Regions from separate parts of the Homo sapiens genome. Here region 2 is linked to region 1. The links are chromatin loops, found by intact Hi-C in ENCODE. Cell type or tissue: chondrocyte. All regions are shown on one strand. Each heading gives the region's core, and the rest is flanking DNA. Links, peaks and the distances in the headings are about the cores only. Region 1 overlaps LOC105373228 (a long non-coding RNA gene). Region 2 holds the start of LOC105373224 (a long non-coding RNA gene).

Region 1 (15,161 bases), core at 7,039-15,038:
GATTAAACACTTAAATGTACAACCCAAAACTACAAAAACCCTAGAAGAAAACTTAGGACATAGGCATGGGAAAATATTTCATGAGGAAGATGCCAAAATCAACTGCAACAAAAGCAAAAATTGACAAATGGGATCTAATGAAACTAAAGAGCTTTTGCACAGCAAAAGAAACTATCATCAGAGTAAACAGACAACCTACAGAATGGGAGAAAATTTTTACAATTTACCCATTTGACAATGGTCTAATATCAAGCATCTACAAAGAACTTAAATTTACAAGAAAAAAACAACGCCATTAAAAAATTAGCAAAGGACATAAATGCACACATTTATTTATTTATTTATTTAGTTAGTTAGTTAGTTAGTTTATTTTTTTGTTTAGGCTGAGTCTCGCTCTGTCGCCCAGGCTGGAGTGCAGTGGTGTGATCTCGGCGCACTGCAAGCTCCGCCTCCTGGGTTCACGCCATTCACCTGCCTCAGCCTCCCGAGTAGCTGGGACTACAGGCGCCCGCCACCTCGCCCAGCTAATTTTTTGTATTTTTAGTAGAGACAGGGTTTCACCGTGTTAGCCAGGATGATCTTGATCTCCTGACCTCGTGATCTGGCCTCCTTGGCCTCCCAAAGTGCTGGGATTACAGGTGTGAGCCACAGTGCCTGGCATACACTTCTTCCTTTTTTTTTTTGAGACGGAGTCTCGCTCTGTCGCCCAGGCTGGAGTGCAGTGGTGCGATCTCGGCTCACTGCAAGCTCCACCTCCCGGGTTCACGCCATTCTCCTGCCTCACCCTCCTGAGTAGCTGCGACTACAGGTGCCCGCCACCATGCCTGGCTAATTTTTTTGTATTTTTTTGTAGAGATGGGGTTTCACCGTGTTAGCCAGGATGGTCTCGATCTCTTAACCTCGTGATCTGCCCGCCTCAGCCTCCCAAAGTGCTGGGATTACAGGTGTGAGTCACTGCGCCTGGCCTCGACATACACTTCTTAAAAGAAGGCATACAGGCAGCCAACAAACATTCGAAAAGAAGCTCAACATCATTGATCATTAGAGGAATGCAAATCAAAAGCACAATGAGATACCATCTCACACTAGTGAGAATGGCTATTGTTAAAAAGCAAAAAAACAATTGATGCTGGTGCGTTTGTGGAGAAAAAGGAAGGTTTTTACACTGTTGGTGGGAGTGTAAATTAGGTAAACCATTGTGGAAGACAGTGTGGTGATTCCTCAAAGACCTAGAACCAGAAATACCATTTGACCCAGCAATCCCATTACTGGGTACATACCCAAAGGAATATAAATCATTTTATTATAAAGATACATGCATGCGTGTGTTCACTGCAACACTATTCATGATAGCAAAGACATGGAATCTAAATACCTATCAATGATAGACTGGAAAAAGAAAATGTGGTACATATATACCATGGAATACTATACAGTCATAAAAAGGAATAAGATCATGTCCTATGCAGGGACAGGGATGAAACTGTAAGCCATTATTCTCAGCAAACTAAGGCAGGAACAGAAAATCAAATACCGCATGTTCTCACTTATAAGTGGGAGCAGAATGATAAGAACACATGGACACATGCAGGGGGGAACAACATACCCTGGGGCCTGTCGGGGTTGAGGGTGGGAGGAGAGAGAGCATGAGGAAGAATAACTAATGGATGCTGGGCTTAATACATAGGTAATGGGATGATCTGTGCAGCCAATCCCCATGACACACGTTTAACTATGTAACAAACCTGCACATCCTGCCCATGTAACCCTGAAAATAAAACAGGAGATAAAAGAAATAAAAGTAAACTTAAAAATTAAAACATCGACTTTCAAAATGCTCTTTATTATTTTATAACAAGAAATTTTTAAAACAAATTGACAATTTATTAAATGTGCTTTATTTGCCCCCCATCAAACAAACAACAAAAAACCAAACCTATGTAGGCTTGCGTTTTATTGTTTGAATTTTTTTTTTCATTAAGTCCAAACTCTTAGGATTCCTGTGGGCCTGTTTTGTATTTGAAATCTCGTGCTTTGGCAAAAGCACTAGATTCCTTTGAGGAATACTGGGGCCTATTGTGAGCAATAATCTTTGTCAGGGATTCTATGATTGGCACACTTTGTCTTCAAATAGGAGATTGTTAACGGTATTTGTGGTAACATTTAGTCTTTCCAATTCAAGAAACCTACTAAAGTCCAGCACTACTGTGACCTTTTTTTTACATATATATATATATATATCATGCCAATGGTGCCATGTGGTTTCGTTGGCTTGTAGGCAGTTTACTATTTGCACTTATGAGAAACAACTATGTTTCAAAAGTCAGGCTATTCTCAGACATGCTATACGCAAGAGAATGTGTCCAGATTTTTGATTTGCATTTTTCCACATCAGTGGGCTAAAATTGGACTTGTGTTAACATAGTTAATCTCTATACATGTGGAATAAGAATTTTCTTACTATGTTAGGACAATAACTCTTCTCTTTTCAAAGTTAGCGGTACTAAAGATTGCCTTGCTGTCTTTTTGTCCAACTCTTTTATTTTTCTAGTGTTATATAGAACGAATGAATCTTGAATATTGAGTCCAGCTTTCCCCCTTTAGTGAGAACAAATTGATTAAAATGTCCGTGTTAGTATTTGTGTCACTGGAATTTATGCTGCCAAAGAATAATGGTTTCCAGTATTGAGAGAGAGAGAGAGAGAAAGAGAGAGAGAGAGAGAGAGGAACGGAGTGTGGAGCTGTCAAACGTGCACGTACCCTTGACCTCACTGTCCCCATTTTCTTTCTTTCTTTCTTTTTTTGAGGTGGAGTCTTGCTCTGTCGCCAGAGCTGAAGTGCAGTGGCACAATCTCAGCTCACTGCAACCTCCGCCTCCCGGGTTCAAGCGATTCTCCTGCCTCAGCTTCCCGAGTGGCTGGGATTACAGGCACCCGCCACCACGCCCAGCTAATTTTTTGTATTTTTAGTAGAGACGGGGTTTCATTATGTTGGCCAGGCTGGTCTCAAACTCCTGACCTCGTGATGTGCCCACCTTGACCTCCCAAAGTTCTGGGATTACGGGCGTGAGCCATTACACCCAGCCAACTGTCCCCATTTTCTAAGGTATGTTCACGGAAAGCTGATTATGCTGTAGGTGGGAGGGAGGGCAGTTATAAACTTTTAAAACAGAAGTCCTGTGTATCCGTTAGTATTTTCTTCTTATTGAAATAATGGTACATAACACACACCCCCAAAATCAGTATCTTAAAGCCACGGTAATTTATTTCTCCAGGACATGCTGGTTGGCTATGGTGACTCCGCTGTGTGTGGCTGAGCTCATTCATGAGTTTGTGGGAAGGCTTGAGTTTCTCGATTTAGCCGGGGGCACAGCCGGGCAGTTCTGCTTTAAGCTGTAGGTTTGTGGATTGGTCAGGAAGCTGCTCCACATGTTTCTCATCCTTCTTGGAGCAGCAGGCCAACTAGGCGAGCTCTTCCAATGGCATAGCAAGAGACTGAGAAGGCATGCGGAGCCAAGCAAATGCGTCGAAAGTCCCTGCTTGCATCATGTCTGCTAATATCCCCAAAGCCAAAGAAAGCCACAAGGCCAAACTCAAGGCCAAGAAGGAAGGGAAGCAGCTTTCTCCCATAGCAGTTAGGAGGTTAAAAGGAGGAGAACTTTTTGAACAAGAATTGAATCTGTGAAACTTCAGTAGGTTTAAATGCTGGTTGAAGAAACTACTTCTGCCGGGCGTGGTGGCTCACGTCTGTAATCCCAGCACCTTGGGAGGCCAAGGTGGGTGGATCATCTGAGGTCAGATGTTCAAGACCAGACTGGTCAATGTGGTGAAACTCCTTCTCTACTAAAAATACAAAAAATAGCCGGGCATAGTGGCCCATACCTGTAAATCCCAGCTACTCAGGAGGCTGAGGCAGGAGAACTGCTTGAACCCGGGAGGCGGAGATTGCAGTGAGCCAAGATTGTGCCACTGCACTCCAGCCTGGGCAACAGAGTGAGACTCCATCTCGAAAAACAAACAAACAAACCAAAACAACAACAACAACAAAGAACAAACAAACAAAAAAACAAGAAGAAGAAGAAGAAACTACTTCTAGCCATGAGGACATGGCTTCAATCAAACTAATTCCCATATTGGGAACTGCTATGAAAGCTGGATAAAATTGAAAAGAAAACAACTGGCCAGGCGTGGTGCCTCACGCCCGTAATCCCAGCACTTTTGGGAGGCCGAGGTGGGCGGATCACTTGAAGTCAGGAGTTCGAGACCAGCCTGGCCAACATGGCGAAACCCCATTTCTACTAACAATACAAAAATTAGCTGGGCATGGTGGTGCATGCCTGTAATCCCAGCTACTCAGGAGGCTGAGACAGGAGAATCACTTGAACCCGGGTGGTGGAGGTTGAGGTGAGCTGAGATCGTGCAACTGCACTCCAGCCTGGGGGACAGAGTGAAACCCTGTCTCAAAAAAAAAAAAAAAAAAAAAAAAAAAAAAAGAATATCAGTAAATAAGAAAATATTTTGAAATGAATGATAACGAGAAATGGTACTTAATGTAAGGGATGCATCTGAAGGCCTAGAGTGAAATATATATGCACATATTAGAAAAGAAAAAAGATCTACAAAATGTCTAATATTCAGCCAGGTGCCATGGCTCACACCTGTAATCCCAGCACTTTGGGAGGCCGTGATGGGTGGATCACAAGGTCAGGAGTTCGAGACCAGCTGGGCCAATATGGTGAAACCTGGTCTCTACTAAAAATACAAAAATTAGCCAGGTGTGGTGGTGGGTGCCTGTATTCCCAGCTACTTGGGAGGCTGAGGCAGAAGAATTGATTGACCCTAGGAGGTGGAGGTTGCAGTGAGCCGAGATCACGCCATTGCATTCCAGCATGGACAACAGAGCAAGACTGTCTCAAAAAAAAAAAAAAAAGTCTAATATTCATCAAATAAGCTAGAAAAAGGATAGCAAATTAAACCCAAAGAAAAATAAGAAATGAAATAATGCTAACAGCAGATATCAAACAGCAAACATAATAAAAAGAAAATCAATAAAGCCAAAGTTGACTTTGAAAATTCTAATAAGATATAAATTACTAGAAAAACTGATATCATAAAAATAGAAAAACACAAATTGACAGATTTACCACAAAACCTACAGATATTAAAGCAGTTAATAAAAGAATCTAATGAGCAGCTTACACCAAAATTTAAAGAGTTATTGTCAAATGGACACACTTCTTCAAATAAAAAGGATTATTTAATAAAATCAAAATAAGAAGAAAAATAAAATCTGACAAACCTTTCCACAAACTACTCCCATCCCTCCCCCGACAAAATTCTAGGCCCAGATTTTTTTACTCACCAATTCTTCTAACATTTAAGGAAGAATCTTCTCCAGGTAATAGAAAATGTGGGAACACTTGTCTTTTTCTATAGGGTAGTAAAGGTGAATAGACATGAGAAAGGTTTTGAAGGTGTTATTAATATTCTATGTCTTGATCTGGGGGGTGGTTTCACAGAGGCATTCACTTTGTAAAATTCACTGAACTCTGTATTGCACTTAGCATTTATGCACTTTGTGTGAGTTATATTTCAATAAAATTTTGCCAAGATATAAGTAATGCAGTGATAAAATTATATATAATATAATTTCATGTATATATACAGATAACATGATTATATATTATGTATACATATATACATGTAATATAATCTGTATATATGTGTGCATATATATAACATATAGCAACATATACTGTACTTACAGACGTAAAACATTATTTTAATATGTTTTTTAAATATTATATATACACTCATATATAATGTTCCTATAAACAGTAGCAGAGCCATTTTTTTTCTTATGCTACTTCAAATGATGTGATTTTTGTTCCCTTATATGACATCACTGCTAAATTAAGGGCCAGTCCCTAAATTTAAAAATATATATATTATAAAAATATATATAATATATATAAAATATGTATATAAAAATTATTTTTTTAGAAATAGAGACGAGGTCCTGCTATGTTGCCAAGGCTGGCCTCAAACTCCTGGTCTCAAGCGATCTTCCTACTCTGGCCTCCCAAAGGGCTGGGATTACAGGCGTGGGCCATGACACCCAGGCCAGTTCCTTAATTTGAAAGCACAATTCTTCCTATAGTCATTAGATAATCTGATTACTATCACACCTGTATAGTAACAAAGTATCCTCTAGAAATATTTTTTGATTATAGTCTGAACATAAAAATTTGATCCTATATTCTTAGACATAACTGAAATCGGTGATGAATGTGGATGCTATTTCACTTACCCGTGTAATCCGTGCCCTTGTGCAGATCAACTCAGGTGTTAGTAATGACTATTGTGTGGACAGGAGCTCCGAGATACGTGCTGGTAACAATTAATGTACAGGATTGTACCAAAAAAACAAGTCGTTCATGCTATAAACTTCACTGGAATACAAAAGAATTATAGGAATTGTCTCTTATCGTCAAACACATCACTGTCCTTTGAAATCAAGGGGTTCATTGTTTGATACCTGAATTGTTTATTCACCTGTATAAAAAGCAGGTCACAATTTTTTTTTGTAGTTTTGCCAAGCAACTGAGGGTCACTAAATTTCATAAGTACAGATCACCGCTGTGCTCTCTAAACAGCCTTTGTCCTTAGTTTTAACTCCACAAAATGTCAAGATAACAGACACTAGTCTTTTGGTCTCAGTTTTAATGTGAAATCTATGCCCACAAAATGCCACTCTCAAATTTGTGTTATTAGCTTTTCTGAATCTATTCACCAATCTACAAACGATAAACACTCAGACCTAGTTTCCTTTCTTGGGTCAAAAAGCATTCCCCAAGTACCATTTACATTGAAATCTGGAAATGTGGCTAAAAGTCTTTGTGTGTGTGTGTGTGTGTGTGTGTGTGTGTGACAGGTCTCGCTCTGTCACCCAGGCTGCAGTGCAGAGACCCTTTGAGGCTCACTATAGCCTCAAACTCCTGGGCTCAAGTGATCCTCAGCCTCCCAGTGGTCTTTGTAGACAGCCTGATGGAGTCTCATGGCACAGAAGATTAATTAAACGATGTCTTTTAATTTTAATCAATTTTTGCAATCCAAAAAAAGCCTCATTCGGCCAGGGTGAGGAAAGGATGACAGGATTGTTCAGCGGCGTTTCTACTTGACTTTGTTGTAAAGTCATTTAGGGTAAGGAAACTTGGAGAATCAAACAGCTGGTGTTAAATTGGCTAAGCATATCATTTTCCGAAACTCCTTTCTGATCTTCATTAAGGAAACCAATATATGATGGGGAACTCATTCATAAGAGAGACGAGTGTTCAAGTATTTTATATTTTCAAGGATTTGGAGGCTGATGCCAACACTAGTGCATTAATTGCCTGACATTCTGAGCTCAGGCCCACTACCTTTTTGTTCTGAGGTTTTGACTGATCTATATATTCTGGCTTTCAATAAAGGCCTGTCACAGCAGAAAAACAGAAAAGGGATGCTGAGTACGAAGTCAGTTATTAGCTAAGTGGTTCTTCAGGCTTTTGTTGTTTGCCATGAAATTTGCATCTTGCAAAAACTGGATCTGTGCTCTTGGCACAACGGATGTTTCATATTTGCCAAATAAAGTTTCAGTACCTTTGCCTCTGGTTCACTGACTTCCCGTCTGTGACGTGCACCTCTTCCTTTTTCTCTGAAGGACAGTAGTAAGTCACAGTGCTCTTCCTGTTCAGATTACCATCTTCAAGTGACTGGCACTCATTGGCTTCAGAAATGCTATTTTTTTTTCCTCCTGCTTCTGGAATGTGACCAGACAAGATCATTCCTATGGCAAAATATGATTGAGAAATAATATTTTAGAGGCTGGGAGATATTGTGTCATGCCACACCAGGTAACTGTCTTAAGTAAAAGACATAAGAAAGACACAATGAATGATATGATGCTTTTCAAGGATCTTTTTTTTTTTTTTTTTTTTTTGAGATGGAGTTTCACTCTTGTTGCCCAGGCTGGAGTGCAATGGCACAATCTCGGCTCACTACAACCTCCACCTCCCAGGTTCAAGCAATTCTCCTGCCTCAGCCTCCTTAGTAGCTGGGATTACAGTCATGCGCCACCACGCCCGGCTAGTCTGTATTTTTAGTAGAGACAGGGTTTCTCCATGTTGGTTAGGCTGGTCTTGAACTCCCTACCTCAGGTGATCCGCCCGCCTCAGCCTCCCAAAGTGCTGGGATTACAGGCATGAGCCATCGCGCCCAGTCTCAAAGATCTTAATGATTGAAACAAATATAACCAATAAGTAGAGATGCAAGAAAAATGTCCATGTGTTTACATGCCAGTTTACATTGAGGAGCATTAAGAATTCACCATTCTTGGTATGTCATTGTAATTTCGTACATATTTTATTTATCCAAATTTTTTCTTTGAGGTAGGATGGGAGGGAAATGATTCACCATAACTACTATTTATTTAGAACACAGTTAATCACCTTCCCTCACCAATAACCTTGCCTCACACTACCTTCCCAAGGTTTGCAAAACTCATTACCAAACAAACCAAACAAAAAGATGAAAAACAAAACAAAACAAAGCCAGAAACTCTATTCTGTGTAAGAGTTATTAACCTGTCATACGTGCAAAATAATTATGAGTGAAATTTCATGAATGGAATGGAAAATCATGCATTTGTATTCGGGGGAAGAGGATGCATAGCATTTTCCAGATTCTCAAGGCAATTCAATGCTCCCAAAAGGTTAAAAGCCACTGCAATTGAAATTGCTTTTTCTTCAAACACCTCCAGTCTCCTTTTCCATGTAAAGTATTGAAGTTTTAGGCCTCTGCTGCTTGCCTACACTGCAATCATTTCTTTTTATTTTCTAAATTATCAAAATAAAGGGATCATGTTGTTCTACATTTCTCGTTTTTACTTTATCCTTGTCTATGTCTGGGTGACTTTCGGAAAAGCAGAAATCCGTGTCTGGCCTCTCATCTGACTCTTTTAAGGCTGGCAGAGCGGTGTCTGCCCATTCCAGTTGTTAACAGGATTTTTCTTTTTCTTAACTCTTAATCTGTTTCTGGGAAGCTTTTAAAATACATTTTCCCCCTTCTCTTTCAGATATCCTCAGCTTCCCTAGCTCAGGGGGATTCATGCAAATTGTGTATTCTCTGGGGGATGCATTGCTGGTAGATTCTGAAAACGTCTCAGCTTTTTTCCTCCCATTGTCAAATACAATGATAATTTCAGGCTTATCTTAAAGGAGGTTTTGTTTCCATAATTCACTTCAGTTGTGGAAGCAAAATATCCTTTAATGTAGAAAACATTAAATGTATAGAGAATTTGCTCTGCATCTCCAGAGAAGCTTTTAGGATGTCAGTAATTGGAATTGCTATATTCCATCTACTAAAGAAAGATCTAGTCTCCTTAATCTATCCCCGACTTTGATCACATGAGACCACAAAGCCACCTAGGTAGCCTACAGTCTGGCCATATTCGCCAAATGTATACTTGATTTGGCCAGATACCAGCCTAGGGCCACCCATGTTTTTCTCACCAGATCCCCTGTGGTGATGATTTGTCAACAGTCGGGCAGGAGGACAATGGACTGGGATAAAATTCAAACTTTGAAAGTAAGATTTTTCAAACTGTTTTAAAAACATTTTGAAAGACTACAGTGGAACATCTCTCGGTGACTGGAAATTTTTCTTTTCCTTTTTTTTTTTTTTTTTTGCCAATGGGTTCACATTTTGAATTGGCAAAAATTGGTATGATGAGTATGATTTCATAATTTATGTATTAGAGCAGATGGAGATTAATCATTTAGCTAATCCTGTTCATCTTCCCAATCAGTTACTGTTTGCTAGTGGGAAACCAGAGGCAGCCAAATGGCTCATCCCACCAATGAGGCAGAACAGTTGCTTAAGAGAACATTCTCGCTTACTCCCAAGTTTTGCTAAAACTTCAAGTGACTGTGAGCCCCTTAACTTTGCTCCACTTGAAAATACATTTGAGGCAGGGCACGGCGGCTCATGCCTGTAAACCCAGTGTTTTGGGTTGCTGAGGTAGGCAGATCCCTTGAGCCCAGGAATTTGAGACCAGCCTGAGACACATGGCGAAACCCTGCCTCTACTAAAAATACAAAAATTAGTTGGGTGTGGTGGCATGTGCCTGTGGTTCCAGCTACTTGGGAGGCTGAGATGGGAGGACTGCTTGAGCTCTTGAGCCCAAGAGGTCAAGGCTGCAGTGAGCCGTGAGCATGCCGCTGAACTCCAGCCTATGCAACACTGCGAGACCCTGTCTGAAAAAAAAAAAAAGAGAGAGAAGGGAAAAGAAAATACATGTGAAAGTTTTTCTCAAAACCAGTGTTCTTTCTATGAACGCAACATTTGGAAATCTATTGGCCAGGTTTTTGTTAAGATGATTGCCCTGTTTCTGAGAAAGGACAGCCAAAGATAGTCAAGGGTGATTGCATGCAAGTCTGAACTCCATGTCAACGAACCAGCTGGGAGCACGTAAAGCTTACAAATGCCGTCCAGTATTGAAGTTACTTTAATAATCTTGAACTCTGGAAGTTAAAGTGTTAGGACCTGTAGGCTGGGCACGGAGGCTCACACCTGTAATCCCAGCACTTTGGGAGGCTGAGGCGGGCGGATCACGAGGTCAGGAGATCGAGACCATCCTGGCTAACACAGTGAAACTCTACTAAAAATATAAAACTTTAGCCGGGCGTGGTGGCGGGCACCTGTAGTCCCAGCTACTTGGGAGGCTGAGGCAGGAGAATGGTGTGAACCCAGGAGGCGGAGCTTGCAGTGAGCTGAGATCCCACCACCGCACTCCAGCCTGGGCGACAAAGCGAGACTCCGTTTCAAAAAGAAAAAAGTGTTAGGACCTGTAATCCTAATTTCTTATAGGGCTGATTTCATGAAAAATATAAGCTTACATAACCCAGCTTTGTAATATTTGACCACAAAACTGAATGATCAGCATAGGTACAATTTGCTGGTTATGAAAAATAAACCAGGTTAACAATCTGTTGAATTATGGAAAACACAAAAGAACAAATTTACCTTTTAGGTTTTAGCACAAAGGAGAAAGAACACAAGTTATCTAATAACTCAAGAAGATAAGACCAGCTACCTCACCTCGCACCCTCTGTTCCTGTTAAGCCACTGGAAACCCAAAACTAATCAAATCCCCAAATCCCCACATCACTGACAGTGCTTATGGCTTACTGACTTCAACATAGATAAATGGCCCCATTAATGTCAGGGCGGTTACGTTTGTCTGAAGAATATACGTCTGTATTTTAAATTGCATTATCCAGTTTATCCATGGGATAAGAATTGTTTACCTTCACAAATTCCAGGCTTCTGAGCTGAACTAAACAGGGCAAGTTTAAAGGCAGGAGCTCAGAGCAGTTCATAGCCTTTTGACAGCTCTGATGTGGTCTGCCAAGCCTGAATTGGTAAAATCCAGGCTTATCTCTCAGCACAACGCAGTTCACCCTCAGGTCTTTCCTGCTACCTGCAGCCCCCGTGAAGCCCCTACAAAGCTGGAAGTTGCAAAGTGGATGGAATAATTCTGCAAAATATTGTTTGGTGTTGGATTAGCATTCACAGATGTGGGTCCAAGAAATTGCTCAACAGCCCACGGAGGCCAAGGAAGATCTGCCACGACATCGATACCACGCCTGACTAGGTCACTTCAGGCTTGAGTCCAGTTCAGTGTGTCCCGCCAAGCCCCAGCTTTTGTCTCCTCCTCTTGTTTCCAGTTTGCTCTGCTTCTGTGAAATGAGGTGTTTGCTCATCACTGGGCAGGGCAGAAAGGTAGAGACAGAACAAGAGATGGAGGACGGGGGACTCTTAACAAATCCACATCCATCTTTGCCTCCATTCAACCTGCCTTGTGCTGGCTTGAAAACAGTTGCTGACCAAGGTTTGGAAAATGCAGCAGCTGCTTGCTGCCATCTGCTGTACTTTCTGTTGCTAGCAAGCATGGGACCATGGCTGGCTGCAAAAGAGGAAAAAATGGAAAAGTGGGGGAAGCAAGAGACCGGCAGCCTCCTCTTTACCCAGGAAACCCCCATGATAATGCAGCTACGGATTCATGTCAGAAAAGCGGCCACCTTTCCCAGCGTGAATGAACCACAGTGATTTTTCAGGACGTAGAATATACTTTCCTTTACACTTACGTGATTATGTTTTCCATATTGTAACTATGGAGGGAAAATAAATATAGATTAGGCTCAATGGAATTCAAGTTGTCTGCTCACTTGAACTACTTCTTAATCTTGAACTACTTCTGGATAAACATTGGATCAAAATAGAGGGTAAAGAAATACTGGTGTGGCTGGGCATGGTGGCTCACACCTGTAATCCTAGCACTTTGGGAAGCTGAGGTGGGTGGATGACTTGAGGTCAGGAGTTCAAGACCAACCTTGCCAACATGGTGAAACCCCATCTCTACTAAAAATACAGAAAAATTAGCTGGGCGTGGCGGCGCACGCCTGTAATCCCAGCTACTCGGGAGGCTGAGGCACAGAAACCGCTTCAACCCGGGAGGCAGAGGTTGCAGATCACGCCACCGCACTTCAGCCTGGGTGACAGAGTGAGAATCTATCTCAAAAAAAAAAAAAAAAAATTACTGGTGTGTAAGATTCTAGGAGTGAGTCTCTAAGATATACATCTAAAGATGATCAAGACTTTCTAAAGAAACCATCACATGATTCTGCCTTCCTTCCAATAGCTCAATCTCTTTATTTTTGCTCATTATTAGACTCCTTAAGTGATCCTATTTCCTTTTGGTAAGCTAACTTCCAGATGCCCTCTCTAATGTGTCTTCCAGTATCAATGCTCAGATGAAATGCATCAGATGAAATTCACCCATGGTCTACTTAGCTCTTGTCTTAGAAATAGTCCTTTTGGACTCATTCCAAATCCAATTTCTGAAACAACATCTGTTGATGGTCTCTTCAAAACTCTGATCTCTTCCTTTTTTCCTTTAATGGCCTTTTCACTTCCCCCTTCCTACTAATTTTGGAAATTCAAAGGGAAGGCTCAATTTTTAAAAATTCTAATTGTAGGTAATAGGAATGAATCTGAGCTTGGCCATGTGTAATTTATTTTTCTAACTCAGAGCTTGTTTTGCTTTTTCCATTCATTTATTCAATTTCAATAATAATGACTTTGCTGGTGACATCCGTAGGAAATCTTAATTTTGCCCTTCTCGTTGGGTTTCTCACTGCCTAGCCCTGTTTCATGAGATAAAGACCTTTTGTCCCATAATGTGTACAGCATAAACCTTACAAATTCTATAAGAGAGACTACAGAGTAAGTTGAAGAAAATAACCATGCAGTGGTAGCATCTGACCTTTGGGGAATCATGATTTATATGACTGTTAGTGTTGGGTTAACATCTTCTGGCCACATACCCAGTATCTAGCAGCATCTGGCAGCACACTCTGAAAAGAATCATACCATTTTTAGATGTTTAACTTACAGCAAGGATATGTTCTTTTTATTCTCAGTCTTCCATAGGATGGTATAAAATATTTCTCTCACTGCATGTGGGACAAACTGAGGACAAGATACCAGTAACGTAATGAGCAATTGATCTCTTTGTAAAATCTTGTAGACAGTGTTATGAAGTGGAAATGAGAAACTATGCTGGGACTGGCAGGCTCCTGCAATGTGCGTACTTAGTGACAAGAAGGTGTAGCATGTGCCCTAGGCTATATATCCACATGTATTCAATAAGGTACATCTTTAAAGACAATCTTTGGAAATTGCATATTAGGTTTCTGCTTATTTCAAAAAGTGCCAGCAGTATAATAGGGACTGATGGGAAGAGAATGATAAAAATCTAAACAGCTTTTACTTCCTTTGTGAAACTTTTACTTACTACGGCCATTTCACAGTGCAAACACGTTCTCATTCTTCTGTGCTCCCATTGTGCTCTGTATAGACTTCCACTGTGGATATGTAATGATTATTGAACTCTTTGTTTTCACGCTTCTCTCACAATTAGACTGTAAACTCACGGAGGCGAGAGACTGCTTTTGTCACTATGTATTTCCAGATCCTATTAACTTGGATATAGCAGATGCTTAATACATGTCCATTGAATTAATAAGTTAAATTAATGGTTTCCAGTCTTAAACTAGATAGTCAGAAAAGATTCAAACACATATATTATAATAGAGGACAGCAACAAAGTGTGCCAAATTCTGTAGACAGTATGTGTCAAGATTGGAGACCCAAGGCAATTGTTATTATATTTTCATCTCCTGTCTGAGAGTCATTGAATCTTTTAGCAAGAAGTAATAATCTGGTCTAATATCTTTATTTCACAGGAAGAGAGAGAAAGTCATGTAAATTTATTATTTCTTAAGTACTAAATGTTATCTCTGCATAGTTATTCTTTATAAAGTTTAAAAGACTTATCCAAGATAAACAGATGCTTTATCTGTTTAGAGTTAGCACTCAAGTTTCTTCATGCTTCAAAAATTCCATGTACTTTTCATGTTGCTAATTGTGTATTTGCAATGTGATATTTATTATAGCTTTACCTCTATGATTTATTCTTTATGAATTTGTGTGAAGTGTGAATACATGTCATCATTAATTAAAATAATTACTAATCACTAATTAAAAATTGTGGGTTTTATTAAATTAAATTAAAATAATAAAATTACTGCTATGACATTCATTGACACAAAATAATAATAATAATAATTTACCTTATGGAGGACTTACCTCTCACCATGTGCCAGGCACTCTTCTAAATGTTATATACATATATATATATAAATGTATTTAATATATATATAAATTTATTTAATCCTCCTAGCAACTACTCAAATATATAAAGATGAGGAAACTGAGGCACAGAGCAGTTGTGTGAATTGGCCGATATCACATTCTCATCAATGTCAGAGGAGGATTTGAATCAAAATTATCTAGCTCTAGAACCAAAAGAATTGACTCCTAGGATGTACCCTCCCTCAAATCAGACCTAGTTTTCACCATCAAAATGAAGAAGGTGGCACATAAATGAACGCAGTACAAGGTAACAAGTCCCAAAGTTTAGATATGTGGGAAGCCCAAGGAAGGAATAAATAGGTAATATTCATGAGGCCTCTAAAGGTGGCCATAAATCAGCGTGGA
Region 2 (15,161 bases), core at 4,830-12,829, 740 kb before region 1:
TGAATTGTCTTCATATCTTTGTCAAGAAATGGTTGGTGTATAAGTAGATCTATTTCTGGACTCTATTCTGTTACTTTGATCTATATGTATATTTTTATGTCAATACCACACTGTTTTGATTGCTACAGTTTTCTAGCAAGTCTTAGTTACTAGAAAACAAGTGATGGCGATCTTTCAACCATGTTCTTTAAGAACATTTTGGCTATTCTACGTTTTTCAGCAATGCATTTTTAGTACTCTAAGCTTTGGTCACCTTTTAATTAAACTCAACATTTTAATTACTATTTTTTTTGTTTTGTTTAAGAGATGAGGTCTCACTCCATTATCCAGGGTAGAGTGCAGTGGTGCAATCACAGCTCACTGCAGCCTTGACCCCCTGGGCTCAAGAAATCCTCCTGCCTTAGCCTCCTGAGTAGCTAGGAATAAAGGCTGTGCCACCATGCCAGGTTAAGTTGGGGTTTTTTAGAGACAGAGTCTTACTGTGTTGCCCAGGCTGGTCTTGAATTCCTGGACTCAAGCAGCCCTCCCGTCTTGGCCTCCCAAAGTGCTGGGATTACAGGCATGAGCCATAGCACCTGGCCCAGGCTAAGTTTTTATTTTTTATTTTTTGTAGAGACAGTCTTGCCATCTTACTCAGGCTGGTTTAGAAGTACAGGCCTCAAGCAATCCTCCCTCCTCAGCCTCCTGGTTAGCTGGAATTACAGGCATGAGCTACCATGTCCAGCTTATAATTTACTGTTTTATAATAAATAAATAAATAAATCCTCAAATTTTAAATTACCTCATTAAGATAAATGTTGATTCCCATCCCTCTTTCTTTTCCTGTTTCCTTTCTGTATTAGTTCCTTTTTCATGCTGCTAATAAAGATATACCCAAGACTGGGAAATTTATAAAGGAAAGAGGTTTAATTAACTCACACTTCAGCATGGCGGATGGGAGGGGGAACCTCAGGAAACTTACAGTCACGGTGGAAGGAAAAGCAAATACGTCCTTCTTCACAAGGCAGCAGGAAGGAGAAGTGCTGAGCAAAAGGGGGAAAAGCCCTTTATAAAACCATCAGATCTCATAAGAACCCACTAAGTGTCATGAGAACAGCAGCAGGGGGTAACTGCTCTGGTGACTCAATTACCTCCCACCAGGTCATTCCCAGAACATGTGGGGATTATGGGAACTACAATTCAAAATGAGATTTGGGTGGGGACACAGCCGTATTATATCATTCTGCCCCTGGCCTCTCCCAAATCTCATGTCCTCACATTTCAAAACATAATCATGCACTTCCAACAGTCCCCCTAAAGTCTTAACTTATTCCGGCATTAACTCAAAAGTCCAAGTACAAAGTCTCATCTGAGACAAGGCAAGTCCCTTTCTTGGAGCCTGTAAAATCAAAAGCAATCTACTTGGATCTACTTCCTAGATACAGTGGGGCTACAGGCATAGGGTAAATACACCCATCCAAGTGGGAGAAATTGGCAAAAATGAGGGGGCTACAGGCCCCAAGCCAGTCCAAAATCCAATAGGTCCTGTAAAATCAAAAGCAATCTACTTGAATCTACTTCCTAGATACAGTGAGGGTACAAGTATGGGGTAAATACACCCAATCTGAGTGGGAGAAATTGGCCAAAATGAGGGGGCTACAGGCCCCATGCCAGTCTAAAATCCAATAGGGTAATCATTAAAACTTAAAGTTCCAAAATTGTCTCCTTTGACTCCAAGTCTCACATCCAGGTCATGCTGATGCAAGAGGTGGATTCCCATGGTCTTGGGCCACTCCACCCCTGTGGCTTTGCCAGGTAGAGCCCCACTCCTGGCTGTTTTCATGGGTTGACATTGAATCTGCGTTTTTTTCCATCTACCATTCTGGCATCTGGAGGATGGTGGCCCTCTTCTCACAGCTCCACAAGGCAGTGCCCCAGTGGGGACTCTGTGTGGGGGCTCCCACTGCACATTTCCTTTCTGCACTGCCCTAGCAGAGGTTATCCATGAGGGCTCCACCCCTGCCGCACACCTCTGCCTGGACATCCAGGCATTTATATACATCCTCTGAAGTCTAGGCAACGATTCCCAAACCTCAGTTCTTGACTTCTGTGCACCGAAAGGCCTAACAATATGTGTAAGCCACCAAGGCTTGGGGCTTGCACCCTCTGAAGGAATGGCCTGAGCTGTAAATTGGACCCCCTGTAGCCATAGCTGGGATGCAGGGCATCAAGTCCCTAGACTGTACAAAGCAGCAAGGCCCTGGGCCCAGACCACAAAACCATTTTTTTCTCATAGGCCTCTGGGCCTGTGATGGGAGGGGCTGCCGTGAAGACCTCTGACATGGCCTGAAGACATTTTTCCCATTGTCTTGAGCAATAACATTCAGCTCCTTGTTATTTATGCAAATTTCTACAGCTGGCTTGAATGTCAATTCAGAAAAAGGAGTTTTCTTTACTATCACATTGTCAGGCTGCAAATTTTCCAAACTTTTATGCCCTGCTTTCCTTTTAAACATAAGTTCCAATTCCAAACCATATATTGCTGAATGAATAAAACAATGCTTTTAAGAGCACCCAAGACACTTCTTGAATGCTTTGCTGCTTGGAAATTTCTCCTGCCAGATACCCTAAATCATCTTTCTCAAGTTCAAAGTTCCACAAATCTCTAGGGCAGGGGCAAAATGCCACCAGTGTCTTTGCTAAAGCATAGCAAAAGTCACCTTTACTCCAGTTCCCGATAAGTTCCTCATCTCCATCTGAGACCACCTCAGCCTGACTTCATTGTCAATATCACTATCAGCATTTTGGCCAAAACCATTCAACAGGTCTCTAGGAAATTCCAAACTTTCCCACACTTTCCTGTCTTCTTCTGAGCCTCCAAACTGTTTCAACTTCTGCCTGTTAGCTAGTTCCAAAGTCACTTCCGCATTTTCAGGTATCTTAATAGCTATACCCCACTCTACTGGTACCAATTTACTTCCCTTTCTGAAAACCTAAGACTTTACAAAAGACAAAATAGCCTTTCTTTTTGTGGATTTCACTGTGTTCTATTTACGTCCTAGAGAAGAAGGAAAAACAAGTAAAATATACAGTAGAGAGAATTTCACTATAAATTTTCACTATTTTCCCACTAGTCATTTAAAAAACTTTATGACTACAGGATCCCATAATTCAGATCAACAGTTTCTTATTTGGCCAACTTTGTAACCAGATTTACAACAGGCTCTCACACCACTTTGCCTTCTGAAATGTGCTAGCTAACTCCAAATGCCATGAGGAAATTAGGGTCCCAGAGCTGGCTGAACACCAAGCTCACCTAGAGATTGTTTCACACATCTGTCAGGCTTTACTTCAGACCTCTATATCAGTATATTTAAGCACCTTGAGAAATCGCTGTGGAGCCAGTTTGAGGAACCAGAGCCCGGAATTGCCTGGCCTTAAACACTCAGTTCATGCAACATTGAGGAGAAGCTGGCAGTGCCCAGTAGAGCACACCAACAAGTCCCATAAAGGAAAGAAAGGCTTTGAAGATCCTTACTCCTGAATGGTGTCCCACCTGCCCTTAAGTTAGCTTTGAAAATAGGGATGCAATGTGCCGAATCGACCTCACCCCAGAGCAGCTTTCTGAAGCTGGCATAAATATCAGAAAAAGGGCTGCTTTCCTGCCCTGCCACTTCCCCTGGCTCCCCAACAGCTCCTCTGTCACTCTTTCCATCTGCAGACACCTCAGGAGGCAATCAGCACAACAGCCTTGCCCTGTCTTTCAATCCTCCTTGGATTTGCTCCTGTTATTCCTCCTCCCTGAAATCTCTACCTCCCCACTCCATCACCACCTGTCAGATCATTTCCTTGAATACCTGATTTAAATGGTATTTCCTCACTAAGCCATTGTGACTGTCTAGGTCTGGATTTTCCAGCCGTGTTCGGACTCCATGCATTCGGTTCCACTGTCACACTTTGAGGAAAGCCCATGTGCGCTGAAGTTTTGGTTTTCACACTGTTTGCTGCTCTCAGCGTCTTCACCTGGAGTTCATAATTCCCTCCTCCATGCACTCTGGCACTTTGGCTATGTCTCTGTGTTGGTGATAATTCCGGGCCTCTGTTCCAGCATCTGGGTGGCCATCTGGCTCTGAAGCTGTCTTGAAGACAGGTATTGATTTTTATTCCCTGCACGTTCTCCTGGCATTCACCCCAGAGAAGAGGAGTGTGATATTATTCCACAAATAACTTCAACCTCCAAAACTGCTAGTGCCCTCACTGTTTCACTTTACATTCAGCCATGTGGAGAAATCTAAGTAGGAATTGTTTTTATAGTGGTCCACTCTAATGTTAGTACTTGCTGTGGGTTGAATTGCATCCCCACCATTCATTTGCGGAAGTCCTAACCCCCAGTACTTCAGAAAGTGACCTTATTTGGAGATAGGGTTGATGCAGATGCAGACGTAATTGAGTTAGGTGAGGATGTGATCATAATGGGGTAGAGAGAGCAGGGTGGGCTCTTAATCCAATATAAGTTGTGTCTTTACAAAAGAAGAAATTTGGACACAGAGACACAAAATGGGAGAACTCCATGTGGACAGGAAGGCAGAGATTCAGGTGATGCATCTACAAGCCCAGGAACACCAGAGATTGCCAGGAAACCCCCAGATGCTGGGAGAGAGGCATGGAGTGGCTTCTCCCTCACAGCCCCCAGAAGGAACCAACATTGCAGACAGCTTGATCTCAGCCTTCTGTCCTCCAGACTGGGTAACAATAAATCTCTGGCTTTCAAACCATCCAGTTTGTGGTACTTTCTTCTGGAAGCCTCAGCAAATTTACAAGGGACTTATTCAGTGAAGACTCTTGCACCTTCACATTTACAGCTATAGACCTTTAGTAGTATACTTCTTGAATCTCTAAGAATGATTCTCTTGTTCTTTAGGCCGCACTTTTTAGGAGATGACAATTTTTTTTTAGCAAATAGACTTATGCAAATATAGTGTCTTCTTATGCTGTCCTTTCAAAATGTTTGAGCCTGGTACACATTTACTTAACCCTTAATACTACGTATTTGATTTAAAATTGAGTGTGACTACACATAATGCAGAGCCCAAAATAAGAGCGATTTACAATTAAATCACTCTCTATTTCTCCCTCATGTATAAGTCTCAACACAGGTCATCCATGAAATCATTGTTGCCTGAGTTCCTTCTAGCCCACCACCCCATCCTCCTTAGGGGCACTCATCTGCATGATTAAGGATAGCAGCCAGCCTTCCAGCCATCACACCTGCATTCCAGAGAGTAGACTGGAGAAAGAACTAAAATGAAAAGGGCACACTGCACAAAGTGTCTATCTTTTAAGGAAAGATTTCATTATCTACCACATGATACTTCTGATTATGTCCTAATGATTAGAATTTCCACTTGGTCATAATTTAGTCACATGGCCACACCCATGACACACAATGGAGGCCACTTGTCAACTTTATTCTCAGTGTGTTCCCACATAAAATCAGACATTTTACTAGCACGGAAGACGACAGTGGAGAGTGAATAAACACTAATTGTCTTAGGTGCTTGGCACACATATGGAGCTCAAAAGGTTTATCCAGCAAAACCGTTTATTTTATGTAAGTCATTGATATTAATGATATTCTATATAACCCACCCAGACATTTCTATTAATTACATTAATGCTAACCACAAAAGCAATATTTCAGTGTCATAATACAATAGGACAGTGAATAATAATAAGTTTATTACTCATTCACATAACAGCCCAAGTAGATTTTTCTGGTTGACAGGCAGTTTTTCTCTACATGTGATTCAGGGACGGACTTTTTAAATTATATCAGAATTCAGCCAGCAGACTGAGGAAGAAGAGAGCAAAAGCAGGCATGACCACATCTCAAAATCACAACCCAAGTTCAACACATCATTTCTACTCATATCCCATTGACTAGAACGCAGTCACCTGGCCACATTCAATGCAAGGTATTTAGGAAGAAGAGAAAAATAATTCTTCTGAACAGTGAGCTATATCTGCCACAATATTTGCCTCTCTTGGAGGAAACATTAGCACAGATGACTCATCAGCTCACAGAGCAATCTCACTTAAGCCTCAACTCAAAAAGCAACATCTTCACCTCTCTATAAAAACTGGAAATAAAGGATAGTAGTGGATGCATCCATAAAAAAGAACGAGATCATGTTCTTTGCAGGGACATGGATGGAGCTGGAGGCCATTATCCTTAGCAAACTAACACAGGAACAGAAAACCAAACACCACACATTCTCACTTATAAGCAGGAACTAAATGATTAGAACACATGGACACATAGAGGGGAACAACACAAACTGAGGCCTATCAGAGGGTGGCAGGTGGGAGAAGGAAGAGGGTCAGGAAAAATAACTAATGGGTACTAGGCTTAGTACCTGGGTGATTAAATAATCTGTCCAACCAACCCCCGTGACACAAATTTACCTGTGTAACAAACCGGCACATGTGCCCCTGAGCTTAAATAAAAATAAAAATAAAAATAAAAAAAAAAGGAAGAAGAAATCACAAAACTTCAGGTTTTGGGTTTTTTGGGTTTTTTTGTTTTTTTTAAATTTATTTTGAGACAGAGTCTCACTCTGTTGCCCAGGCTGGATGCAGTGGCATGATCTCAGCACACTGAAACCTCTGCCTCCCGGGTTCAAGCGATTCTCCTGCCTCAGCCTCCGGAGTAGCTGGGATTACAGTCATCTGCCACCATGCCTGGCTAATTTTTTGTTTCACCATATTGGTCAGGCTGGTCTCGAACTCCTGACCTGAGGTGATCCGCCAGCCTCGGCCTCCCAAAGTGCTGGGATTACAGGTGTGAGCCACCGCGTCTGGCCCCAAAATTTGAGGTTTTGAATATCCTAATTACCCTGATTTGTTTATTACACATTGTTTGCATGTATCAAAATATAGCATTCCCCATAAATATGTATAATTATCATGTGTCAATAAAAAAATTAAAGGAAAAAAATGATAGTAGTGGGATATTTGGGCTCCTGAAGGACATTGTTAAGGTTACTCTAAAAATGAGCCACTTGCACTTACAAAAATACAATAAATTATCTTGCTAAAAGGAGAGAAGGAGAAAAGATTGAACTTTTTGAGGGTCAATTCTATCAGTATATACATATTTAAAAAAACACTAGCCATTGATGTAGTATAGTCTTTTTTGGTTTTTGTTTTCCTTTAAAGGAATTTGCCCTTTAAACAGGCAGGGAGTCTCATGCCATTCTCAGTCCCTCCCCCAACAGCAGCCTGCCCGGGCCTGCTCCTCTGCGAGACACTGTAACTGAAGTATCGCTCCTGTCGAGGTATCCTACAAACAGTCACAGCTCCCGTTCCCGTCTCCATCTGATTACGTCTGTGGAAATTCACTGTCCATCTCCATGACCCACTTGGCTTTTTTTTTTCCGAGATGGAGTCTTGCTTTCTTGCCCAGGCTGGAGTGCAGTGGCGCGACCTCGGCTCACTGCAACCTCTGCCTCCCAGATTCAAGCGATTCTCCTGCCTCAACCTCCCGAGTAGCTGGGATTACAGGTGCCCGCCACCATGCCTGGCTAATTTTTGTATTTTTAGTAGAGATGGGGTTTCACCATGTTGGCCAGGGTGTTCTTGAACTCTTGACCTCGAGATCCGCCTGCCTCAGCCTCCCAAAGTGCCGTGATTACAGGCATGAGGCACCATGCCCAGTCACCACTTGGCTTTTCCAGTAGCCAGAGAGGCAAGGAAAATAAGGAACAGTGGGCATTACCAACTTGCATTTCTCAAGGGGTTGATGACACTGCTCACCCCTCGGTCTCCTCCATGGATGATGTGCTGCGTTCAGTTTCCTCTCAGGAAGGTGTAGTTCTAGGGACCTCTACTTGGGCCTTCCTTTCTTAATAAGCAAAATTTTTGGGATCAGAAAAAAAAATGTGGAGATTCTACCAGTTGCTAAATCTACCTATTCCCATTATCCATTCTGGAACTGGAGAGTAACCACAGGAGGAGGCCATGGTTCCACTGGACAAGCTTAACCTGCGGCCAAGGCAGCTCCTGTCCCCAGACCTCCAAAGCCCCTGCTTCAACTGATGGGCCACACAGCATTTCTGATGTTGGGGATTCAAAATATGCTCAGAACATATAGACAAAATTCTCCAGAAAACGCATGTAGATGTTTCCCTTCTTCCAGAGTGTGGTCACAGCAGTAATTGCCTTTGACTTTGGGGCCATTTGGGGAAGCTGATGGAAAAGATACATGGCACATATCTGAGACTCCATTGCAGGGCCATTCCTTGAAGGGCTCCAATCTCTTCCTCAGCATAGGAGCTCAGAGTCGGGCCATTGCTGGCTTATGTTTCATAACTAGTTTAGAGACAGTGAATCCTCACTGTAGCAACAATCATATCTAGAATTGTTTTCTTGGTAGGCCATCCATCAGTTTCATTTGTAAGGACACCTGATCAATTACCCCACACCACGTATCCTTGTGGGTCACACTCTCTAATTCCCATCCTGCCCCCGTGGCATACTGTGTGGCATACTGTGTAAAGGACAGCCATGCACAGGGCTCTTCAAAGACGCTGGCGCCTCCCTTGCCAATGCTGTGATGAAAAGTGTGAGCTCTGCTTCTCCCAGCAGGCAAGATTAGGGATGGCTGAGCAGACTGCACATCATAGCTCCATCCCACCATGCCTGTCCTTATGCATTCCAACTCCTTCCTCCCTCCCTCGGCAGTGTGGCAAGGACATTTTAGCATTCTGACCTCATTATCTGGAGGCCATGATAAGGCCAGAATATCAACACCACTAGCAGGTGGTCAACCCAACACTTGGAACCCAAATCCATAGAGAGCACTCTCATGTCAATGAATTCAGTCCAATCAAGACCTTTATTTTGCTCCTTGGTCCACCGCCTTGGACCGACTCCCACTCCTGCTGCCCAGGCTTTTGCCAGCATGGACCTGCAAGGTCCCATAAGCTTTCAGCGTATAGTCGTCTCCTCCAGGGCAGTCCTGGCAACACTCTATCCTGGCTATTTTAACATCTATCTTTAGATCTGTCTTTTCTTACGGGTTCCCAACTGTACAGTGAAGCAAGATCAAGCAGTTCCTTCATTGCACAGATGACCTCCACCCTAAGTGAAGAGTGAATCTGAGGGGACAAACGGAAGTTATCTGTACATCAAGCTAACAATGGATTTTTAAACAGAAATCAGAACAATCTTTTAGAGGTAATGGATACATGTACACTTCTTTAATGGCAGTGATGGTTTTGTGGAATATATTTCAAGACTCATGGAATTGTACATTTTAAATTGATTGGTTCTTTGTGAAATTGATTATACTTCAAAAACCCTTAAAGAAATTTAAATACTAACACACCTGGGAATTTGAGCACTTTATACTGATCAACATAAAATATAAATAAACCATTCATATTGCAAAACGTATTATGGAGTCATAATGAGGAATTCTGGAAGGCTAGAATAATTATATGTAACGGTGTATTATGATTCACACCGCTCATGTGTATGAATACATGTTACATACGATTATATGTAACAGTGTATTACGAAGCTAGAGTTTAATTTATTGAAGCCATTTCTACTTTTATTTTTATTTCTAAAGAATATAAAACATTTTTAAACTCCAAATTTAATATGTTATCTAAGTGAAACAAAGTCAAATGCAAAAATGTCAATATCTGCCTTGTGAAAGGCAGAAGGTCCTTGGAAGTCAATGATAAGACATAAATGAAAGGCCACCAGAGGGCAGTGCAGGACTGCTTAGGACAATGAGTGCCCCACCTCAACATTTCCACAAGCTAGCATTGAAAACACGTTTTATCATCTTACAGAATGTCTAAATAAATATTTATTTGCTATTATTCTTTCATATAATTTGAAAAATAATAAAAATTTCCTACAGGAAACAAATAGAAGGTTATCCACTAACTGGAAAGTATATCTTTTTACACATTCAGATATGTAAAATTATGCAAGAAAGAATGAGTCAAGTTGGACTTTAATCCATCAAGATGTAAAAGTTTAACTGCAAACAAATGAAACAACTAAATTAATAAGTAAAACTCAAAGTCTTAGAAGGAAATATAGGAGCAAATCTTTATGACCTTGAATTTGGCAAGAGCTTCTTAAACATGTCACTGAAAACGCTAGCAGTAAAAAAAAATAAAACAGATGAATTGTATGTCAACAAAATTAAAAACTTTTGAGCATCAAAACACACTCTTAAGGGAGTATAAAGACAACTCAAGACTGTCAGGAAATATTGGTAAGTGAAAAATCTGATAAAGATTTTGTACCCAGAAAATATAATGAACTTTTACAGTTCAAGGACAGAAACGCAACCAATCCAACTACTAACGGGCAAAGGACTTGCATAGACATTTCTCCAGAGAAAATATTCAATCGGTGAATAAGCACATGAAAGATGATGAGCAACCTTAGATATCAGGGAAATGAACATCAAACCAGCAATGAGATACCACTCCACACTCACCAGGATGGTTATAACAAAACAGCAGCAGGTTCTGTTGTTGTCTCAAGACCTGGAGCTGGAACTGGCTTGGGCTCTGGAGCTGGAGTTGGGGCCAGAGCCTGCAGTGGCTGCATGGCTGGATCTGGTGCTCTTGCTGGGACTGCCTTAGCCCTGGAGCTGGAGCTGTTGATGGAGCTTGCAAAGGAGCTCGGGAGCTGGTGCTACGGTGGTTGCTGCTCTTGCTTCCAGCTCTGCAGATTTCCCTAGAGCGGCTGGTTAAGGCTGCAGCTGGAGCTGGTGGTGGACCTAGCCCTGACACACACTCTGAAGGTGGCTTTTGAGCTTGAACTGGAGCTGGCTCTGGAGCTGCCAGAGGAGGAAAGATCACTAACATGACTGACTTTCCATGTGCCTTCTACTGACAAAAATCTTCCCTCTGCCTTTCTGAGAAACTCAGAGAAACTCCACACCCAGGAAGTCTTCCAGACTGCAGTCGGCCACATGATTGGGCTGAGTTTCTCATTGCTGCGTCCGCTCCTCAGCTTCTGGCAGCTCTGCTCTGTGCAGTCCAGCCCTGTCCCCTCCCCACGGGCTCACATGAACCCACCCCCAGGCCTCCTCACACACCGGCTCTGCTTCAGTGGGCCCTGGGTGCTCCAACTGACCCCTGGGTGGCTCCTCCCTGTCGCCAGTTGCTCCAGCAAAGCACAGTGGACCCAGCCTCCCTGGTGGTGGGTGCTAGCACTGCACCCAAGGGAAAAAAATCACCAACCAACACACCTTTGTTTGAATGACTTCAAGGCATCAGCTCTCCCTGGTTTCAGGGAACAAAGGAGCAGGAGCTGTAGGATCCAGGGCATTGAGAGGGACCCCGCAAACTTTCCTTGTCCCCCTATTGCCAGCAATAGCTCTGGGGTCCAGTTCACTCATGAGGCCACTTCACCACAGCCAGGGCAGTGACTATGGGTTCATTTCCAGTGAGGACTGAAGGCTCTAACAGATGGTCTTTGCCTTATTCAAGATGAGTAGTTCAGTGCTCTGCCATGTTCTTCCTTACCCCACATCTCAGTCCTCCAGTCTCTCTCTGATTCACTCTGCTGCAAAAGACTCTGAGGAAGTAGAAAGCATTTTCCAAGGACCACGGAGTTCAGTAAGTCATCTACAGGGAACCTGGAGCCATAGACACTTTCTAAAGTGTCACCTTGGGGTGACCAACCCATAGCATCACAATATGTAAGGAGGTAAACTGAGGCCCTCTTGCCTGTAGCCCTCCTCACCCTAGGAGGTCTTGTCTCAGTTGAAGGTGCCCAGTATGGTGGACATAGAACCCCAAGTACCATCTGCTTCTGACTGCTGTGAGATGGTCTCAGACCAGGCAGACCCCCGGGTACCTTACAGCTCCCCCAGGCCAGCATCCTGGCATCTCTTTCCTTCCCAGGCCATGGTCCTGGTCATGGTGCTAGAAGAGTGCAGAGATGCCTCCAGCCTTTTCTTACTTTTCCCTTGTTACCTCCCCAGGGTCCACTTTTCCTCTTACTTCAGCGCTGTGATCATCAAGCATGTGGGTGCATACCCATGGGGTTGCTAAGAGGTACAGGGCCCACATAGGAAGGCTAGGGAGGGGTCCCCAGTCTCTTAGGGAACCCCATGTGAGATGGTTGAGCCCTGGCCTAGGAGGTGGGAATCCATTATTTTCTGGACATGCCCACGTCCTATACCCTCACCAGTCTCTGCTTGTCTCTGGGACTCAGGTTCCCAAATGTCCAATGGCGGGTGGACTGGAACTGTGTAGATAGGAGCTTAGCATGGACAGTGTTATTCCCTTCACCCTGACAGGGTGAGGCAGAGAGGGGCTTCAGGGCCCACACAGACTCTTTTCCTGGGAAGGACACAGGTGGACCAAGCGCAGGGCCACTGGGCCTCATGTTCATGGTGGGCACGCCCACTGGGCCAGTGTGGGCTGCAGACAGTGCATCCCTGAAGCTCCCCTGCACAGCACATGGGAAAGTCACCAGTGGTTCCTCCAATATCTGATCTCACGTAGACTCTGTCTCCTGTAGCCAGGAAGTGTGTCAGCCTCACTTAGGTACATGGGTTTGAGCCGGGGGGTAGTTTACCTAAGAGAAACTGAGGCATGGGGACAATTAGAAGTAGACATGGACATGGGCCAAGTGAAAGCCCCAGATCTTTAGAATCGTACAGAGCATCCACCCTTTTCTCTCTCATGCAGACAGGACTAAGTTCCAGAGAAAGGAAGCAACCCAGAATGTGCTATTATTTGCCAATTAATTGAAGGCAGGAAGTCTGCTCTTCTTCTCAGTCCACGCACCAGCAGACTTCAGAGGGCCTTTGTCCATCGCCAGTTGGGCTGAACTGTGATGGTATCTGAGCTTCAATTTTCCTTTTGGTCAGTTATACATACAAATCTGATAAACCTTAGTGCCGTGGCCTCTTCACAGAAACCTCTCCGTCAGAAAAATCTCCCTTTTTAACACCTGAGCAGGACGAATGCAGCAGCTTTTTAAATGAGAGCTCTCTAGGGACCTGCTTCAACCATGGGCCAGGGTCGTGCAGGGGCCAGGATCCAGGAACGCTAACTGCGCGTGCGCTAGCCTGGAAGCTGCCGCGAGCCGCCCCCCCGCCCCCGCCCGCGTCCTTGTGCCAGGTGTCTAGCCCCAGGGACTCAGCAGTGTGGGCTTTAGAGCGGCTCTCAGGACTTCCAGGAAAGGCTGGGGACGTATACATTTACGCCAGTCAAAAAGACCCCCTTCTCCTCTGTTCTCTGAAGCTCAGAATGGTGGAGAGTGGACAGGACTTGAATGGGCGACCCCCTGATACTGCAAGTTTCCTCTGGCTTTTGCCTTTTAACCCATTACCGTCCACCCTGGCACAAGGCAGGTTGTTGCCTTCAGCTGCCAGATATATGGCATGGCACAGATGGGCAGTGGAATTCCAGCTCTGAGCACTCCCGGCCCCCATTCTTATCCCAGTAATGGCTGGGGCAGCAGAACCCTGACACTTCACCCGCGAGCCTGGATAAAAAGGCTCCCATGACCTCTCTCTTTAGCCAACCCCGCTGGGTGCAATATTCAGAAGTGCTCCCCGAGGTTTCCAATTACCCGCTGTGCCCCACCTGTGGCAGAGTAAACCTACTTCCTCCAGACTCGCATGGCAGGGACTGACCAAGAAGGAAAGCGGCCCTCACTCCAGGGTTCCGTGGTGATACCTGCATCAGCACACCAGCCCGGGGGTCTGCACTCAGCGGGGTCTCAGGCCATCCCGCAGCTCATCTGCAGTGCTCGAAGGAATTGTGGGTGAGAACCACCAGTACAGGGAGCCTCATGCAGAAAGAGGGACACAAACACTACCTGTGCATATATGCACATATATAGTATAGTTACATTTATATATGTATATACATACACACACACATATATAAACATGTTATGTATGTGAAGAAGCACATTGATCGTCTGCATGGAGGATCTCATTTAAAAGATAAATAACATATCATGTCAACATGCATGCACACATTTATGTAAATGAATGTGAATGTGAGACAGTGAGACAGACTGGCAGAGAAAGAGACAATGAGAGAGACAGAGGCTGAGAGATGTGGCCAAACCATTTAATATGGTCAGATTTGGTGGTAGGACATTGAAAATATTTTATTTTCTTCTCTAAGTGATACTTAAATATTTTATAATGTTCACATTATTTTTATAATTATAAACAGATGAACATCATATACATATGTATATAGTAAACAAAACTCCACAGAAACACACACATTCACACACAGAGATATTCTGCCAAGGGCCCAGTCTGCCCTCTCTGCATGAGCTGGCAGCAAGGGAATAAGAAAATGCCACAGGATCCTATCATTGCCACCTCCAGGAGCCCCTCGGCTGACAGCCGGCCCCCTGCACCGCCCTTGTTTGTAGGCACAGCTCAAATGCCATCCCCCTGGAGTGGAGGAGATGACCTCTTCTCCTGAACACATTACTGAGCTGTCATTTGTCTCCACCAGACTGGCAGGTTTATATGTCGGGTGACAACCAGCAGTGGTGAGAATGTGGGAAGCAGAGGCCCCGGCAGATCCCCTGGGAGAATTGTTTATGGATATGCCTCTCTTGAGCTGGCAGCATCTATCAAAGCTCTAAACCACTGTCTCTTTACCTAGCAGTGATAACCCTGGGACTTCATCCGGTAGACACTGGTGCACCATGTTTCAAGATTTGTTTTTAAGACTATTCATCACAGCACTGGTTGAAATAACAAGGAATTGGAAACATCATTAACATCCACATAGAGAGGATGGGTGAAGAAAATTGGGTCCGTGTGAACCAGGGAATACCAAGCAGCTGCTGAGGTGGGTATGGTGGGTCTCTATGGGCCCACATTGGAAAGACTTCAAGGAAATTGATGTGAAAAAGTACATTGACGGTCAGTCTGCATTGAGGATCTTATTGTTAAAAAAATAAATATATACCATGTAAACATGCAGGCACGCAGATGTGTAAATGAATGTGCATGTGAGGCAGTGAGACAGACTGACAGGGAAGGAGAGAGACAATGAGAGAGACAGAGCCTGAGAGATGTGGCCAAACCACCTGATGATCAGATTTGGTGGTGGGACATTGAAAATATTTTATTTTCTCCTTTAAGTAAAACTTAA

The links. Hi-C counts contacts between places; a loop is a spot of excess contacts. Peaks named below come from ENCODE experiments on the same cell type or tissue, not always from the same donor. Only the 100,000 strongest peaks of a DNase experiment are listed, where the experiment ranks them.
Region 2: it touches region 1 in a loop (4-fold over the local background); 2 of 110 quality-filtered maps call a loop at or near these places.

Annotation. Positions count from the first base shown.
Region 1 is chr1:240,680,325-240,695,485 of GRCh38, forward strand. LOC105373228 (a long non-coding RNA gene) reads right to left here. Exons shown (of 4, transcript XR_949320.2): 2 at 7,641-7,827; 3 at 6,310-6,451; 4 at 5,359-5,429. Among named protein-coding and RNA genes, the nearest start is that of GREM2, 76 kb to the left of the region's middle. RefSeq lists a silencer at 11,805-12,099. In chondrocyte, for the core only: CTCF peaks have their summits at 11,964 (motif pointing left) and 12,172; no DNase peak of the experiment used is centred there.
Region 2 is chr1:239,941,961-239,957,121 of GRCh38, forward strand. It overlaps LOC105373224 (a long non-coding RNA gene), which reads right to left and starts at 11,046. Exons shown (of 3, transcript XR_949315.4): 1 at 10,505-11,046. In chondrocyte, for the core only: CTCF peaks have their summits at 9,744 (motif pointing right), 9,958, 11,220 and 11,419; no DNase peak of the experiment used is centred there.